Linked DNA regions of Homo sapiens: region 2 is linked to region 1. Evidence: chromatin loops called from intact Hi-C (ENCODE). Cell type or tissue: Panc1. All regions are shown on one strand. Links, peaks and the distances in the headings refer to the core of each region. The heading gives the core; the rest is flanking DNA.

Region 1 (8,844 bases), core at 617-8,616:
GCTAAACTCAGTTTCAAAAAACAAAAAAAATAGGCCGGGTGCAGTGGGCTCGCGCCTGTAATTCCAGCACTTTGGGAGGCCGAGGCGGGTGGATCACGAGGTCAGGAGATTGAGACCGTCCTGGCTAACACAGTGAAACCCCCTCTCTACCAAAAATACAAAAAAATTAGCTGGGCACAGTGGCGGGCGCCTGTAGTCCCAGCTACTCGGGAGGCTGAGGCAGGAGAATGGCGTGAACCTGGGAGGCGGAGCTTGCAGTGAGCTGAGATCGTGCCACTGCACTCCAGCCTGGGCGACAGAGCGAGACTCTGTCTCAAAAAAAAAAAAAAAAAAGAGAAACCCTGTCTCTACTAAAAATACAAAATTAGCTGGGCCTGGGGTGGCACATGCCTGTAATCCCGGCTACTCAGGAGGCTGAGGCAGGAGAATCGCTTGAACCTGGGAGGCGGAGGTCGCGGTGAGCCAAGATTGTGCCTTTGCACTCCAGCCTGGGCAACAAGAGCGAAACTCTGTCTCAAATAAATAAATAAATAAATAAATAAATAAATAAAAATAAAAAAAACTAGCCCGGCATGGTAGTGGGTGCTTGTAATCCCAGCTACTCAGGAAGCTGAGGCAGGAGAATCACTTGAACCTGGGAGGCAGATGTTGCAGTGAGCCGAGATCGCCCCATTGCACTCCAGCCTGGGTGATAGAGTAAGACACCATCTCAAAAAAAAAAAAAAAAAAAAGCAAGAAAGAAAAAAAAGAAATGAGTTATGAAACCATGAAAAGACATATAGGAACTTTTTTTTTTTTTTGAGTCGGAGTTTCACTCTTGTTGCCCAGGCTGGAGTGCAATGGCGCGATCTCGGCTCACTGCAACTTCCGCCTCTCGGATTCAAGTGATTCTCCTGCCTCAGCCTCCCAAGTACCAGGGATGACAGGCATGCGCCATCATGCCCAGCTAATTTTGTACTTTTAGTGGAGACAGGGTATCTCCATGTTGGTCAGGCTGGTCTCAAACTCCTAGCTTCAGGTGATCTGCCCGCCTTGGCCTCCCAAAGTACTGGGATTACCGGCATGAGCCACCAAGCCCGGGCTAGATATGTAGGAACTTTAAATGCGTATTACTCACTGAAAAAAGCCAATCTGAAAAGTCTACATAAGGTATGTTTCCAACTATGTGACATTCTGGAAGAGGCAAAACTATGGAGATAGTGAAAAGTTCAGTGGTGATCAATGGTTAGGAAGGAGAGAGACAGGGATGAATAAGCAGAGCACAGAGGATTTTTAGAGCAGTGAGACTATTTTGTATGATACTGTAATGGTGGATACATGCCATTATTCATTTGTCCAAACTCATAGAATATACAACACAAGGCCGGGCGAGGTGGCTCATGCCTGTAATCCCAGCACTTTGGGAGGCCGAGGCGGGCAAATTGCTTGAGGCTAGGAGTTCGAGACCAACCTGGCAAACATGGCAAAACCTCGCCTCTACTAAAAATACAAAAATTAGCCAGGCGTTGTGGCGGGCGCCTGTAATCCCAGCTACTTGGGAGGCTGAGTCAGGAGACAGGAGAATCGCTTGAACCTGGGAGGCGTGGATTTCAGTGAGTCGGGATCGTGCCATTGCACTCCAGCCTGGGCAACAGAGAAACTCCATCTCAAAAAAAAAAAAAAAAAAAAAAAGAATATACAACACAAACGTGAACCCTCATTTAGTGTCAGAAACAGCAACAGCCTCCTGTAGGAAGGAGTAATCAGACGTTGTCAATGGAACCAACTGTATTGTCTTTTTGTTTTGTTTTGGGCTTGGTTTTTTGTTTTTTTGTAGAAATGGGGTCTCACTATGTTACCCATGCTGGTCTTGGAGGCCTAGGCTCAAGTGACCCTCCTGCCTTGCCCTCCCAAAGTGCTGGGATTATAGGTATGAGCCTCTGTGCCTGGCCCCAGCTATCTTCTTCACCTGTCATGCTTTGGACTCAATCACATTTTGGTTGTGTGGACTGGTTTAAGGGTTGTCAAGCTCACACATAAGACAAGGCAAGGGCCGGCCGGGCGTGGTGGCTCACGCCTGTAATCCCAGCACTTTGGGAGGCCAAGGCGGGTGGATCACAAGGTCAAAAGACCATCCTGGCCAACATGGAGAAACCTTGTCTCTACTAAAAAAAATTAGCCGGGTGTGATTGCACGTGCCTGTATAGTCCCAGCTACAGGAGTTCGAGACCAGCTTGGCCAACATGGAGAAACCTCGTCTCTACCAAAAAAAAAATTAGCCGGGTGTGGTTGCACGCACCTGTATAGTCCCAGCGACAGGAGTTCGAGACCAGCCTGGCCAACATGGTGAAACCTCGTCTCTACTAAAAAAATATGAAAATTAGCTGGGTGTGGTGGCGTACTATGCCTGCAATCCCAGCTACTCAGGAGGCTGAGGCAGGAGAATCGCTTGAACCCGGGAGGCGGAGATTGCAGTGAGCCAAGATCACCCCACTGTACTCCAGCCTGGCAACAGAGGGAGACTCTGTCTCAAAGAAAAAAAAGGCAAGGCAAGGGCCAAGAGCTGACTAATTTGGTTGGTAAAGAAACAATGAGTCATTCTAGATTTAGACATTTTATTACTTAGACAGCAAAAAGAAGACTAAACCTAGGTGAGAGCTCCCTGTGAATCATTGTCCCCAACACTAAAAATACAACACTGGCTGGGCACGGTGGCTCATGCCTATAATCCCAGTGCTTTGGGAGGCTAAGGCTGCAAGATCACTTGAGCCCAGGAGTTCAAGAACAACCTGTGCAACATAGTGAGACACCGTCACTACAAAAAATAAAATAAAAATTAGCTAGGCATGGTGGCAGGCACCTGTGGTTCCAACTGCTCAGGAGGCTAAGGCAGAAGGACTGCTTGAGCCCAGGATTTCAAGGCTTCAGTAAGCTGTGATTGCGCCATTGCATTTCCAATCTGGGCAACAGAGTGAGAATCTGTCTCAAAAACAAACAAAAAAACATGACAATGAAGCAAAAAGGGGCCAGATGACTGCAATGTGTGTTGTGGGACATTGTATTTGGGAGGAGTCCCTTCACAGCTACCACTTGGAGGTTTTATGTTCTGCAGCTTTATAGTATGCAGGATATATATTTATATAAATTTATATTTAATATTTATACAATGTGCATTTTATAAATTTTTATTTATGTATTATATTTAAAAGCAGTTTTATATTATGTGGGAGTGAGGCAGAAAGCTCCATTCCTCATCAGAGCCTGAGAGCCGATGGGAAATTGTCTCATGACAGCCTCCCATGGGAGAGTTGAGAGGTGGGACATGGCCTTGTAGGCTCAGGCCTCTTGTGATTGATCAGGCAATGACCTGGATTGGTCATTATTTGGAAGAAATCCAAGTTCAGACTTTTCAGGTAACTGGCTGTAAATTCCTAGAATCCTTATGTTGTCCTAGAAATTGCTTCACTTCCCTTAACCATTTCTTGCTAAGAGTGAGGAGGAATTAGCGGTAGTTCATTAGTTCATAAATTTAGCCTTTACGTGAATTGCAATATGCTTTAATTTTTTTTTTTTTGAGACAAAGTCTCACTCTGTCACCGAGGCTGGAGTGCAGTGGCGTGACCTTGGCTCACCACAACCTCCGCCTCCCGGGTTCAAGCGATTCTCCTGCCTCAGTCTCCTGAGTAGCTGGGATTGCAGGCATAGCACACCACCACACCCAGCTAATTTTCGTATTTTTTTAGTAGAGAAGGGGTTTCACCATGTTGGCCAGGCTGGTCTCAAACTCCTGACCTCAAGTGATCCACCCTCCTTGGCCTCCCAAATTGCTGGGATTACAGGCGTGAGCCATGGCGCCTGGCCTCCTTCTGGTTTTCTTTAGAAATTCCTGAGCAAAGATCTGTTCTGTGTGAAGTAAAGAGCTCTTAACCGGTGGATGGGCCTAACTCAGTTACAGCCAGGTTTCTGCCCAAAGAGAGCAGACTGAGTCAACAATCCTGCTTCAGGATGGTGTCCGAACAAGGCTTACTCCTGTTTGGGTATGCCACATGTTACTAGACATTAGGACAAATTAAGACTAACATTCAAAAAGTCAATAACCCACAGGAAGCCTGTGGACTACTTTAAAAATACTTTTTGGAAGCCTGAAAAAAATGTATGCCAATGATAAAAAATACTATGCACTTGGGAAATAAAACCTGCAGCTTGGTGAACTAGCAAAGTGAAAGAGGCTATTGTAAGTGGGGGAAAAGTGTCTCTCAAAAAATGGAAATATAGTTTCTAATGGGGAGAACAGGGAAGTCTGGAAAAGATGGAAGCTCATATATAAAGTAGAAATTACATGGGCCAAAAATGAATGATGAGTTCTTTGCCAGGGACTCTAAAGCTCCTCTCTGAAATATATCCAAGAGAAAGCCAGCTAGAGAATCAGTGGGATTACAAGGATTAAAAAGGGATTTGACCTGTGGCAGGAGCCTGGGAGGTGGGGGTTTCAGGTTGCTGGTGGCTTAAATGAAAGGGCTTTGGCACAGCTTTTGGTGAGGCCCTGGAGAGGTGACTGAGTAAGAAAAGTTTTATCTTTTCCTCTCTCTAAATCTCTTCTTTCCTCCTCCTATTTCATTCTCTCCCTGGCTTTTTCCTGATTCCACTTTTTTGCTCTTCTTTGCCTTGAACGTTCTTTTTCTGTTTTTCCTTGACCTTATCTTGGACATTTCCAAATTTCCATGTCTAGGGAGACTGCACAACTGGGTTTAGTCTGTAGGCAGGCAAGTTCTCACCTAAAATAGGTACTAAGATATTTCTGGGCTGGGTGAGGTGCCTCACGCCTGTCATCCCAGCACTTTGAGAGGCCGAGGCGGGTGGATCACCTGAGGTCAGGAGTTCGAGACCAGCTTGGCCAACATGGCGAACCCCCCCGCCCCCGTCTCTACTAAAAAATACAAAAAAATTAGCTGGGCATGGTGGCACACGCCTGAAGTCCCAGCTACTCGGAAGGCTGACACAGGAGAATCGCTTGAATCTGGGAGGCGGAGGTTGCAATGAGCCGAGATCACGCCATTGCACTCCAGCCTGGGCAACAAGAGCGAAACTCCATCTCAAAAAAAAATCGGTGCTGATATTTGTGCACCTAAGTAGCTCAGAACAGCAGTAGGTGAAGGGTAAATCGTCGCACCAAGATCCTTTGCTCTTTCCTCTAGTGTTGGAGAGGATAGACAACCTGGACACCCTTCACCTGGTAGGGTTTGGCTAGGGGAGGCTGACACCTGGTGGTCATATTTGGGAGGTGCAGAGAATTCATAATAGCCCCATGCCTTTACCATTTACTGACCATGTATACATTGAGCTATTTGCTGTACATTAATGCTCTCATTTAAAACTCAAAACAATGTTACCCTGTGGAGTGGGTATCATTACCTCTACTTGATATTTGGATGATTTATGTTAAACAGTTATAAACTAATTTGAGCAATGGGATAATGTCTTCTTTTCTTTCTCCTTTGTCCTCAGCTTCTGGGACAGTACCTAGCATGTAGTAGGCTCTCAGGAAATATTTGATGAAATATTGTTTTATTTATCAACATCATGGAACTTTAATTCAATGTCATCCCTTTGTAATAGAGCTGATTTGAATACATTCTTGCTAGATAAGCCTAGACTGTCTGCTGCAACTCTTGCTTAAACACCTTTCCCAGACAATTCCCCATATAAGATACTTAGATATCTAGTCAGCTGCTGAAAAAAAATTCAGATTTTTTTTTAGAACTGACACCATCCTCGATTCTCTATACCGGACACCACAAGGCTGAGTCTCTGTTCAAATGCAGTGCTTTTATAATGAGAAACCACCAAGAAACCAGAAGGTTAAGTCAGCAAAGGCTGTTCAAATGCTGCCATCTTAGACTCCCCAACCTAGACATTAAGTGCCCAAGATGGATGTTTATTGATAAGAACACTGAAGTCATCCAGGTTGATGGCCAATTTAGTAGAGGAAGACTGTGATACAGGTGGCAATATATCCAGTGAGAGGCTGGCCAGTAGGTTGTTAGATGACTGCAATGAAGAAGAAAAACTGGGTGACATGAACTTCAAAGACGCAATGTTGGAAGAGTTACAGCTTAGAAATAGTGACAGAGTAGTAAGAGCATACCAACCCTACCTCTGGGTCTTTTTTTTTTTTTTTTTTGACAGAGTCTCGCTCTGTTGCCCAGACTGGAGTGCAGTGGTGCAATCTCAGCTCACTGCAGCCTCCACCTCCCAGGTTCAAGTGATTCCCCTGCTTCAGACTCCCGAGTAGCTGGGACTACAGGCATAAGCCATGATGCCTGGCTAATTTTTGTATTTTTAGTAGAGACGGGGTTTCGCCATTTTGGCTAGGCTGGTCTCAAACTGATCTCAAGAGATCCGCCTGCCTTCGCCTCCCAAAGTGCTGGGATTATGGGCGTGAACCACCACGCCCGCCTTCTGGGTCTTGTAATATGTAGAAAATGAATAAATGTGTGGCCTCCCCTGGAGGGAGATGCAGGGCAGTGGTGTCTTGAGGAGAGAGCAATGTTTCATTTAGAGCTAGAAAGTGGGAACGTTTCCATGGAAAGGAGTTTGTCTATCTTTGAATGAGAATTCCCTATGGTGCAGTGGAAAAATCTGAGAGGGAGAGGTGCATTGTGGATTTGTGTTGGGGAGGAAACAGAACAGTGTGGAGATGAAAGGAAGGGAAAGGATAGATGATCCGAGGGGCTTCTCTCAGCCAGTGACCAAATGTGATAGAACGTAAAGAAGAGTGTGGTATGCTTTCCTCAAAGCTGAGGCAAGGGCAGCTGTGGTGGGAGATGGGACATTTGGAGCCATTATTTTGAAACTTATCAGGGAGGGGTCTGGAGTCATCAGGATAGGAATGGTGGTTGCAAAGATAAAATCAAAGCCATCTGGCCGGGCATGGTGGCTCATGCCTGTAATCCCAGCACCTAAGGTGGATTACCTGAGGTCAGGAGTTTGAGACCAGCCTGGCCAACATGGCGAAACCCCATCTCTACTAAAAATACAAAAATTAGCCAGGTGTGGTGGCGGGCACCTGTAATCCCAGCTACTCGGGAGGCTGAGGTAGTTGAATCGCTTGAACTCTGGAGGTGGAGGTTGCAGTGAGCCGAGATCACGCCATTGCACTCCAGCCTAGGTGACAAAAGTGAAACTCCGTCTCAAAAAAAAAGGTCTGTTCTTCTTGAGACCATGGACTGACTATGTCTGTCTCTCAGATGCCTCTTTATTTCTGTCTCTGTCTAGTTGATATTTTTTCACAATTGGAGAAAATGAAGTGAAGCAGAAAACTTCCAGAGAAAGGTTGAGATGGATAAGAGAGGAATTAGGGAAGCTTATGTTGGATGGGCTCATTCTTTCCCACATTATGGAAGGCATGACCATTGGCTGAAAGCAAAGGGGTAATTCATGCTTCATAAGGTTGTGAGCATTCAATGAGATAGGGATGTGATGCATTTAGTATAGTGTGTGTCTCAATATATAGGAGTTTTAAAAAGCTCCAGTGGGCCAGGCGCGGTGGCTCGTGCCTGTAATCTCAGCACTTTGGGAGGCCGAGGCGGGTGGATCACCTGAGGTCAGGAGTTCCAGAGCAGCCTGACCAACATGGAGAAACCTTGTCTCTACTAAAAATACAAAATTAGCCGGGTGCGGTGGCACATGCCTGTAATCCTAGTTACTTGGGAGACTGAGGCAGGAGAATCGCTTGAACCCGGGAGGCGGAGGTTGCAGTGAGCCAAGATCACGTCACTGCACTCCAGCCTGGGCAACAAGAGCGAAACTCCGTCTCAAAAAAATAAAATTAAATTAAAAAAAAGCTCCCGGTGGGGCCAGGTGCGGTGGCTCACGCCTCTAATCCCAGCACTTTGGGAGGCTGAGGGGAGCGGATCACAAGGTCTGGAGTTCAAGACCAGCCTGACCGACATGGTGAAACCCCATCTCTACTAAAAATACAAAAAAAATTAGCTGGGAGTGGTGGCCCGCGTCTGTTATTCCAGCTACTTGGGAGGCTGAGGCAGGAGAATCGCTTGAACCTGGGAGGCGGAGGTTGCAGTGAACCGAGATCGTGCCACTGCACTCCAGCCTGGCGACAGAGTGAGACTCTGCCTCAAAAAAAAAAAAAAAAAAAAAAAAAGCTCCTGGCGGAGAAGTCAGTCCTGACTTAGCATGGAAGTAGTCATGGCAACCGACAAGGGTTGGGCAAGGTTCAGTAACTGGAAAATGGTGTGGGTGGAGTAGATGGTGCGGCGTGTGGCGTGGGGCACTCAGCAAGGGATGAGTGAACAAACAGGAACTGAGATCTGAGCAAAGAGTAACCAGTAAGCTACAAAAGTTCAAGGAATACATTCAAGTTCCATCATGCATATAACCTTAAGCTGTGGGTTTTAAGTGATGCATGGATCCTGGCAAACCATTTGCTATCCTGGCAAACCATTTGCTAGCTAGGAGGCTGCCTTAGACCCAAAGGCTATTCCTTTCCAGAGTTGGATGTTAAGGGTTATCCATTGAGAAACTGACTTTGTATGGAATCCAGGCAGTATGATTAGAATTTCTTTCTTTTTGAAACAGAGTCTCACTCTTGCCCAGGCTAGAGTGCAGTGGCATGATCTCAGCTCACTGCAACCTCCGCCTCCGGGGTTCAAGCGATTCTCCTGCCTCTGCCTCCCATGTAGCTGGGATTACAGGTGAGTGCCACCACGCCCGGCTAATTTTTGTATTTTCAGTAGAGACGGAGTTTTGCCATGTTTGCCAGGCTGGTCTTGAACTCCTGACCTCAGGTGATCCACCCGCCTCGGCCTCCCAAAGTGCTGGGATTACAGGTGTGAACCACCAGGCCTG
Region 2 (8,844 bases), core at 598-8,597, 50 kb before region 1:
CACACATAAGCAGTGAATGTTTTTGGTCATCAGAGAAGGCTTATAAACCTTGCTCATTTTTATAAACCTAGCATGAATTTCAAGCCATAGTGAAGGCAAAAATAGTTGAGGTAAAAAGTAATTCAAGTCTCCCACTGCATGCTATCCAACTTGCCTGTACAATGAACAATTAAATATCTTACCCTGGATACCATTTAGCATGTTGTTCCCAAGGGTCTTCACTGGGCTTCCAATCAGTTAGCCCTCCTCCACAGTGAAAGCACTTTACTTTATCACCTTCACCTACGAAAACACACAGGAATATATGTATTTGTGCAATTAGAAGCTTACACAAAAATATTCATTTAACACCTAAAAATTAAGCACATCTAAAAAACATGAAAATCTCACAGCTTAAAACAAGACATTCAAATTCACATCTAAGTAACAGATATGATTTTTATCCTTTGAGGAAGAAATACACACTAAATTCACTGATTCAATGTGAGGTATTTTTATAGAAGACAAAAATAAAACTGCCCAAGTTTTATGTTAAAAACTAAAATTGTTACTTTCTTTCTTTTTTTGAGACTGAGTCTGGCTCTGTTCCCCAGACCGGAGTGCAATGGCGCAGTCTTGGTTCACTGCAACCTTTGCCTCCTGAGTTCAAGCGATTCTCCTGCCTCAGCCTCTCAAGTAGCTGGGATTACAGGCATGCGCCACCACACCCGGCTAATTTTTTATATCTTTGGTAGAGATGGGGTTTCACCATGTTGGCCAGCCTGATCTTGAACTCCTGACCTCAAGTGATCCACCCGCCTCGGCCTTCCAAAGTGTTGGGATTACAGGCGTAAGCCACTGTACCTGGCATACTTTATTTTCATTTATTTATTTATTTATTTATTTATTTATTTATTAATTATTATTATTTTTTTCTGAGATGGAGTTTTACTCTTGTTGCCCAGGCTGGAGTGCAATGGCGCGATCACGGCTCACTGCAACCTCTGCCTTCTGGGTTCAAGTGATTCTCCTGCCTCAGTCTCCCAAGTAGCTGGGACTACAGGCGCATGCCATCACGCCCAGCTAATTTTTGTATTTTTAGTAGAGACGGGGTTTCACCATGTTGGCCAGGCTGGTCTTGAACTCCTGACTTCAGGTGATCCACCCACCTCAGCCTCCCAAAGTGCTGGGATTATAGGCGGGAGCCACCGCGCCCGGCCATACTTTCTTTTTAGTATGTTATTTGGGCCACCAATATTGTCCTTACTGTTTCAAACTGTGAAATTTTAAAACAAGTTATGTTTCAAGTATTAGTAACATTAAAGTTCTACATAATGAAATTGTAAGTTTCTCTAAGTTTATAGCTACATGACACTAAACAAACCTTCAAGATTACTATATGATGGTACATAAATAAAATCTTTCGAAATAACCAATATTTTATAGGCATTATTCAATCTTAAAATAAATGGGTCAAATATATAATGGTATAACTTTTTAAAATATCTTTAGAAGCAATCACTCCAATGGCCCTTCCTGAAATGTCTACCACAGTCCATTTGAAAGTACTCATATGGCCGGCGCAGTGGCTCATGCCTGTAATCCCAGCACTTTGGGAGGCCAAGGCGGGCGGATCACAAGGTCAGGAGTTCGAGACCAGCCTGGCCATGGTGAAACCCTGTCTCTACTAAAAGTACAAAAATTAGCCAGGCATGGTGCATGCACCTGTAATCCCAGCACTTTGGGAGGCCGAGGCGGGTGGATCACCTGAGGTCAGGAGTTTGAGACCAGCCTGACCAACAGGGAGAGACCCTGTGTCTACTAAAAATACAAAATTAGCCGGGCGTGGTGGCACATGCCTGTAATCCCAGCTACTCAGGAGGCTGAGGCAGGAGAATCGCTTGAACCCGGGAGGTGGAGGTTGTGGTGAGCCTAAATCACGCCATTGCACTCCAGCCTGGATAACAAGAGCGAAACTCTGTCTCAAAAACAAACAAACAAAGCTATTGTGAAGCTTAGAGAAAATGCATGAAGTATATGTATTGAGCACTTATAGTAAGTGCTCAATAAATGATGGTTAATATTACTATTAGACCCATTTTGCTATTGGGGATGTCTACCATCTTTTGCAAGTTATCTACTTCCTAAAAACAATTACATGAAGAGAAGCATGACTCATAATATGGTAGTCTTTTTCACATAAATTCAGTAGTTACATTACAGGTTCAACATAAGAGTTCACGGAATAATACAGATATATATATAATCATGCCAAGTTATACCTAAATATTTACCAGTTCAGGGGGCTAAGGGCATCTATTTACTTTTTATGAGCCCTGGCATACTTGGGAAGCTATTTATTGGTTTTATAATAAAGTTTACCTAAAGCATAAAATCCAGCTCTTGCAAGCTGCTCCTTGTTAACTGAGTATATCCATGTCCCAAAAGTAAAGATCCGTGCTTCATAATCTGCCATGGATGGATTTCTTGGAAGATTTGTTGAATTTGGGAAATTCCTATCAGAACTCACAGCATCAGATTCACTTCGAATATTAAGATTCCGGCCCAAAACAAAGAAGCAATTAGGAAAGTGTCGCCTGTGTTCTGACCAGGCACGATCACAAGGTTCCCAATTTTTCAGTTTTCCACCACAACAAAAGCACTGCACTTGGTCACCAATACCTGTGTAGTAGAGTCCAGCACTTGCTAACTCTCTTGGGGTTAGGTGAGCATAGTCTGGCCAGTTCTGAAAGGACTTTAATCTAGCTTCTTCACTATACATGGCAGGGTTCCTCGGGTATATGGTGTCTGATATATCTACAACCTGCCCAGTTCTCAAAAGATAGTCTGCATGTGTCTCAGATGGCCTGTCTAAGGCAAAATGATCTCTGCTTCCCAGATAGTTTTCAACTTTGTACTGACCATTCTGGATACCAGAATTTGTAGACTGCGTGGCACTATTTTCAAGATAAAAGCCGTTGATAAATCTGCAATTTGGGGATACTTTCCTGTGTCTTCCAACTGCTGAGTCTCCATATTGCCATCTATCTACAGCTGCATGACAACTAAAGCACCGCACGGTATCTCCTTCACCAGTATAAAGAAACCCTGCTCGTGCCAGTGTTGATGCTGAAACAGGACTACCACTTGGAAAATTAGCAAAAGTTTTTAATCTATTAAACTCTTCTACAAATTCTTCTTCCTTATTGATGTCTGCAGGTACACAAGTTTTAGATCCTTCAAAACTGTTAAAAGTCATCTTCTCTTGAAAATAGGACTTGTCCACCTTTTCTAAAAAGAGAACATTATATTAGGAAATCCAAAATGTGAAACACAAGCAACAGACTTTTGTTATAGGAGCTAACAAATTATCCACTTATGACATAAAAATAACTACACGACCGCTAAGAAACATTCTAATTCTAAATACTAGAGTTCGACATTACCACATCATTCAAGTCATAAAGTAAAATCTAGCATTTTTGTTTTCTCTTTTTGAGGAAAGTAATATTTAAGCAGGCAGAATAAAACTAATAATTTTTAAATGCTTATTTTACATAAATATGTAAACTGTGATGCAGAATATATTATAATTATTAACCATGTCAAATCATTAATTAGGAAAAACATGAAAGCATAAAATATGCAGATTATTAAAATCTATGCATAATTGTTATAATGAATCATTATATATTCAAGGCATCAAAGTTGTTTTTACAAGTTAAAAAATGTTCAGAATGTTAATGAATTAATTTTTAATATCTCTTTGCTTAGCAAAATATGTTTTAATCATAATATTGGTTCCAATGTGTTCTTTAAGAGTATGAAATATTTCTGATTTTCATGCATGAATGAGAGCCCTTTTTTTGTTGTAACTGGATAATTACAGATATATATGTAACACTGCCCTCTAGAGGGTGGCTCAGGAAAAATTCTAAGTACCTGCAAACCTTAATTGCTGTTACTTTTTTTTTTTTGCCCATGACATACATGTGCCCTGCAGTTACTTTTGCTATTAACTTCCCTTGGTCAAGTAACAATCTGTTCAAATGGAAGATAAGTATTGCTGCAGTCTTATTAGAGCTGCCAAATTACAGCTGGTAATTTTAACCCAGATAAAATACTAAAAGGAACCCGTTAGGTTATGAGAAGGGTATCAATTATTAGAAAGATAATTTATCCTCCAAACCTGGACACTTCTCAAAGTGAAAAATTACACTAGTAATAATCACACTGGGACAACAGGCATAAATCAGGGTTGCCCCAGGCAAACTAGAGTATATGGTAACCCTAGTTATGAGGCAAACCTGGTTCTCCAGAATCTCCCACATTGCCTGATAACATGCTCAATATAAACTTGTCAAAGGCAAAATAAGAGAATGGTAACAATGACTCTGTCTCTATATTATGCGTGCATTAATTGATTTTTTTTTTTTTTGAGATGGAGTTTTGCTCTTGCTGCCCAGGCTGGAGTGCAATGGTGTGATACTGGTTCATGCGACCTCCGCCTCCCAGGTTCAAGCAATTATCCTGCCTCAGCCTCTCAAGTAGCTGGGATTACAGGCATGCGCCACCATGCCCGGCTAATTTTGTATTTTTTAGTAGAGACGGGGTTTCTCCAGGTTGGTCAGGCTGGTCTTGAACTCCTGACCTCAGGTGATCTGCCCGCCTCGGCCTTCCAAAATGCTGGGATTACAGGCGTGAGCCACCGCGCCCTGCCATTAATTGATTTCTTGAGAAGAATTAGCCAGCTCTTTTGCCTTTATGTTGACACAATATGCCTTAAAATTTAATCTCTTTTGGAGTAATGTTCAACACAAAGCAAGCTGGCAATGGACTTCAGTCTTTCCTGGCCATGTCAATTTATAGTGGTATTAACTCATATACCTCAACAGCTGAGTTATATCTGCATAAAACTTTTGGAATATAGTCTCCATGACTTTTGATGAATTATCATTTCCTATATGTCTGAAAACATTCCAACATTAGCTTCAAGGCCCTTTGTTGAATCAGCACAATAAACTGGATGACAAAAATCAAGATTCAAAGAAACCAAGGCTGATCAAACTCCTTGTTCTACTCTTTCCCCCCTTCTCACTCTGCACTTGACTAGTCTTAAAAAAAACAGCCGGGCATGGTGGTTCACACCTGTAATCCCAGCACTTTGGGAGGCCGAGGTGGGCAAATCACCTGAGGTCGGGAGTTTGAGACCGGCCTGACCAACAGGGAGAAACCCTGTCTCTACTAAAAACACAAAATTAGCTGGGCGTGGTGGAGCATGCCTGTAATCCCAGCTACTTGGGAGACTGAGGCAGGAGAATCGCTTGAACCCGGGAGGCAGAGGTTGCAGTGAGCTGAGATCGCGCCACTGCACTCCAGCCTGGGCAACAAGAGTGAAACTCTGTCTCAAAAAAAAAAAAAAAAAGAAAAGAAAAGAAAAGAAAAAAACCAAGGCTACCTGATAGGCTAATGAGATAAAATTTAATAGGGATAAGTATAAAGTCTTACATCTGGTTTTTAAAAAATATCTGGTGCATAGGCCGGACACGGTGACTCATGCCTGTAATCTCAGCACTTTGGGAGGCCAAGGTGGCCGGATAACTTGAGGTCAGGAGTTCGAGACCAGCCTGACCAACATGGTGAAACCCCCACCTCTACTAAAAATACAAAAATTAGCCAGGCGTGGTGGCAGGTACCTGTAATCCCAGCTACTCGGAAGGCTGAAACAGAAGAATGCCTTGAACCCGGGGAGCGGAGGTTGCAGTGAGCCAAGATCATGCCACTGCACTCCATCCTGGGCGACAGAGCGAGGCTCCATCTCAAAAAAGGCCGGGCGTGATGGCTCACGCCTGTAATCCCAGCACTCTGGGAGGCTGAGGAGGGTGGGTCACCTGAGGTCAGGAGTTCGAGACCAGCCTGACCAAAATGGAGAAACCCCGTCTCTACTAAAAAAAAATAAAAAAGAAAGAAAGAAAATTAGCCAGGCATGATGGCGGATGCCTGTAATCCCAGCTACTTGGGAGGCTGAGGCAGGAGAATTGCTTGAACCCAGGAAGTGGAGGTTGCAGTGAGCTGAGATCGTGCCACTGCACCCCAGCCTGGGCGACAGAGCGAGCGTCTCAAAAAACAAACAAAAAAAATCTGTTGCATAACTAAAAGAAGATTGAGACTTAGTTTAAGAAGAAATCACTTAAAGGCAATCCTCCAGATTAAAACCTTGGGATTTTATTTAATTACAAATTCATCATAAGCCAACATTACAAGTCGACTAAAAAACTTACAGCAACTTCAGACTGCATTAGTGTCCAGATGTGCAACATCCAGATCCAATTCAGCTACCAAGGGATATTATTTCCAGTTCCAAATACATTTTGGAAGGGACATTAACAAAGTTTAACATCCTTAGGGAGCAATCGGGATGATAAAAATGATACCATATGAGAAATAGTTGGAATAGCGAAGGATATTTATCTCAAAGGGTGGAAAAACTGTGAGGGGAAGGGTAGAGAGGATAGACTAACTACCTTAAGATATCTAAAAGATTATCATGTAGAAAACAGATCCAAATTTTATATAGCTTGAGGGCAGAATTAAGGTCATTAAATACAACTGTAAATAGTAGATTTTAACCCAAGGATGGGCTTTATAACAATCGATGGTAGCACCAAATGGATTGGGTTGCCTTGTAGATTATGAGTTCCTCCTATCACTTAAAGGAACTTCAGCATGGACTGGGAGACTGGGTTAAACCTTTCCAAGTCTATAATTATCCTGAAGAATTAATGCTCAGTATAATTCAAAACACATGAGAATTGCCTTCCCTGAGGTGTTAAATTTTATTTCAAGTCAATCAAAATAGATGTAAGTGGCCAGGCACAGTGGCTCACGCCTGTAATCCCAACACTTTGGGAGGCTGAGGTGGGTGGATCACTTGAGGTCAGGAGTTCAAGACCAGCCTGGCCAACATGGTGAAACCCCATCTCTACCAAAAACTACAAAAATTAGCCGGGTGTGGTGGCACATGCCTATAATCCCAGCTACTTGGGAGGCCAAGGGACGAGAATCACCTGAACCTGGGAGGTGGAGGGTGCAATGAGCCAAGACTGCCACTGCACTCCAGCCTGGGTGATAGAGTGAGACTCTGTCTCAAAAAAAAAAAAAAAAATAGAAGTATAAAATCAAAGATATTCTCATTTCACAATTTTGTGTAGTTCAAGTAGTCACCCTATTTCAGAAAATATTAGATAAAACCATCATTCAACATGAGCAGGAGAATCTCAATTTGAAGCTTTTGAGTGGAGATCTTATCTTCCCAGAGGTTGTTTCCATGCTAATAGTTCAGATTTCACTGTTTTGAAAAGTAAATATTTATTTAGAAGCACTCAAGTGAACAATATATACACATTAGCAGAGTGTGAGCTTTTTGAGAAGGAGGAAAACCAGAATTACCAGAGTTTAAGAGTGAAAGGTGGAAGGATGACTGATGAAAGACAGAAACCTTGGGTTTGGAGGAAGGCACCAAACAAAAAGGGTAAGATAGGGTAAAAAAATATAGGATCTAAGTGAAATGGAGGTGGGGAAAATGATACCACAGAAAACAAGTATATATGGAGCAGATGAATTGAGAATATAGAAGAAAATAGGGTATGAATATTAGACAAGGGTGACAAAAAGGTTTTTGAAGTGAAAAGGTGTGGGTGCAATAAAGTATGCTGGGATAATTTAAGGCTTCTCTGTGAAAGCATCTTCAGGCTTTGTACTGGGTAAGTGGAAAGGCAGGAAGGCACGGAAAGAGAAAAATGTCAAAGAAAGCTTTTGGTATAAAGGGGCTGGGAAGTCAGGAATCTTAAGGGTAACAGTAGTTGGGAAAATAGCACTATGGAAGCAAAAAATGGGACAAAAAGGACCAGCAAGCAATGGTGCATGTTTAAATGAAGGGTTTGGGAGATTCTACAATGGTGATATGTAAGGTTTTACAGTATACATGTATGTACATACATTTAGTCCAGTCAACTGCGTAAAGAGAGCCACCAGGAGGTGCCAAGGAGAGGAGGTTGACAGCTAATCTAGCGAGAATGTGGGAATGTGGAGGTGGGGGATACAGAGACAAAGGCACATACAAAACCCTGGTGTCTGTATACGACACAAAAGTTTCTATTTCTCCCTTTTTTTTTTTTTTTTTTTGAAACAGAGTTTTGCTCTTATGGCCCAGGCTGGAGTGAAATGGCGTGATCTCAACTCACTGCAACCTCCGCCTCCCAGGTCCAAGCCATTCTCCTGTCTCAGCCTCCCAAGTAGCTGGGATTACAGGCGCCCGCCACCACGCCTGGCTAATTTTTTTATTTTTAGAAGAGATGGGGTTTCAACATGTTGGCCAGGCTGGAATTGAACTGCTGATCTCAGGTGATCCACCTGCCTCGAACTCCCAAAGTGCTGGGATAACAGGTGTGAACCACTGTGCCAGGCTGCTTTTTTTTTTTTTATTAGGGTTTTCTTTCTTTTTTTTTTTTGAGACAGAGTTTCACTCTTGTTGCCCAGGCTGGAGTGCAATGGCACGACCTCGGTTCACCACAACCTCCGCCTCTTGAGCTCAAGTGATTCTCCCACCTCAGCCTCCTGAGTGGCTGGGATTACAGGCACCCACCACCACACCCGGCAATTTTGTATTTTTAGTAGAGACAGGGTTCCTCTATGTTGGCCAGGCTGGTCTTGAACTCCTGACCTCAGGTGATCCGCCCGCCTCGGCCTCCCAAAGTGCTGGGATTATAGGCATGAGCCACCGCGCCCAGCCTTAAGGTTTTCTTTTTTGAGACGGAGTCTTGCTCTGTCGCCCAGGCTGGAGTGCAGTGGCGCAATCTCGGCTCA

The links. Hi-C counts contacts between places; a loop is a spot of excess contacts. Peaks named below come from ENCODE experiments on the same cell type or tissue, not always from the same donor. Only the 100,000 strongest peaks of a DNase experiment are listed, where the experiment ranks them.
Region 2: it touches region 1 in a loop (6-fold over the local background); 30 of 110 quality-filtered maps call a loop at or near these places.

What each region holds. Positions count from the first base shown.
Region 1 is chrX:123,829,941-123,838,784 of GRCh38, reverse strand. No RefSeq gene overlaps it. Among named protein-coding and RNA genes, the nearest start is that of XIAP, 26 kb to the left of the region's middle. In Panc1, for the core only: a CTCF peak has its summit at 5,238 (motif pointing left); DNase peaks (open chromatin) are centred at 2,682 and 5,244; H3K27ac peaks cover 360 bases.
Region 2 is chrX:123,880,057-123,888,900 of GRCh38, reverse strand. XIAP (X-linked inhibitor of apoptosis) reads right to left here. Exons shown (of 7, transcript NM_001167.4): 2 at 2,362-3,270; 3 at 183-282. The coding sequence starts at 3,238. Among named protein-coding and RNA genes, the nearest start is that of XIAP, 24 kb to the right of the region's middle. In Panc1, for the core only: no CTCF peak of the experiment used is centred there; a DNase peak (open chromatin) is centred at 3,920.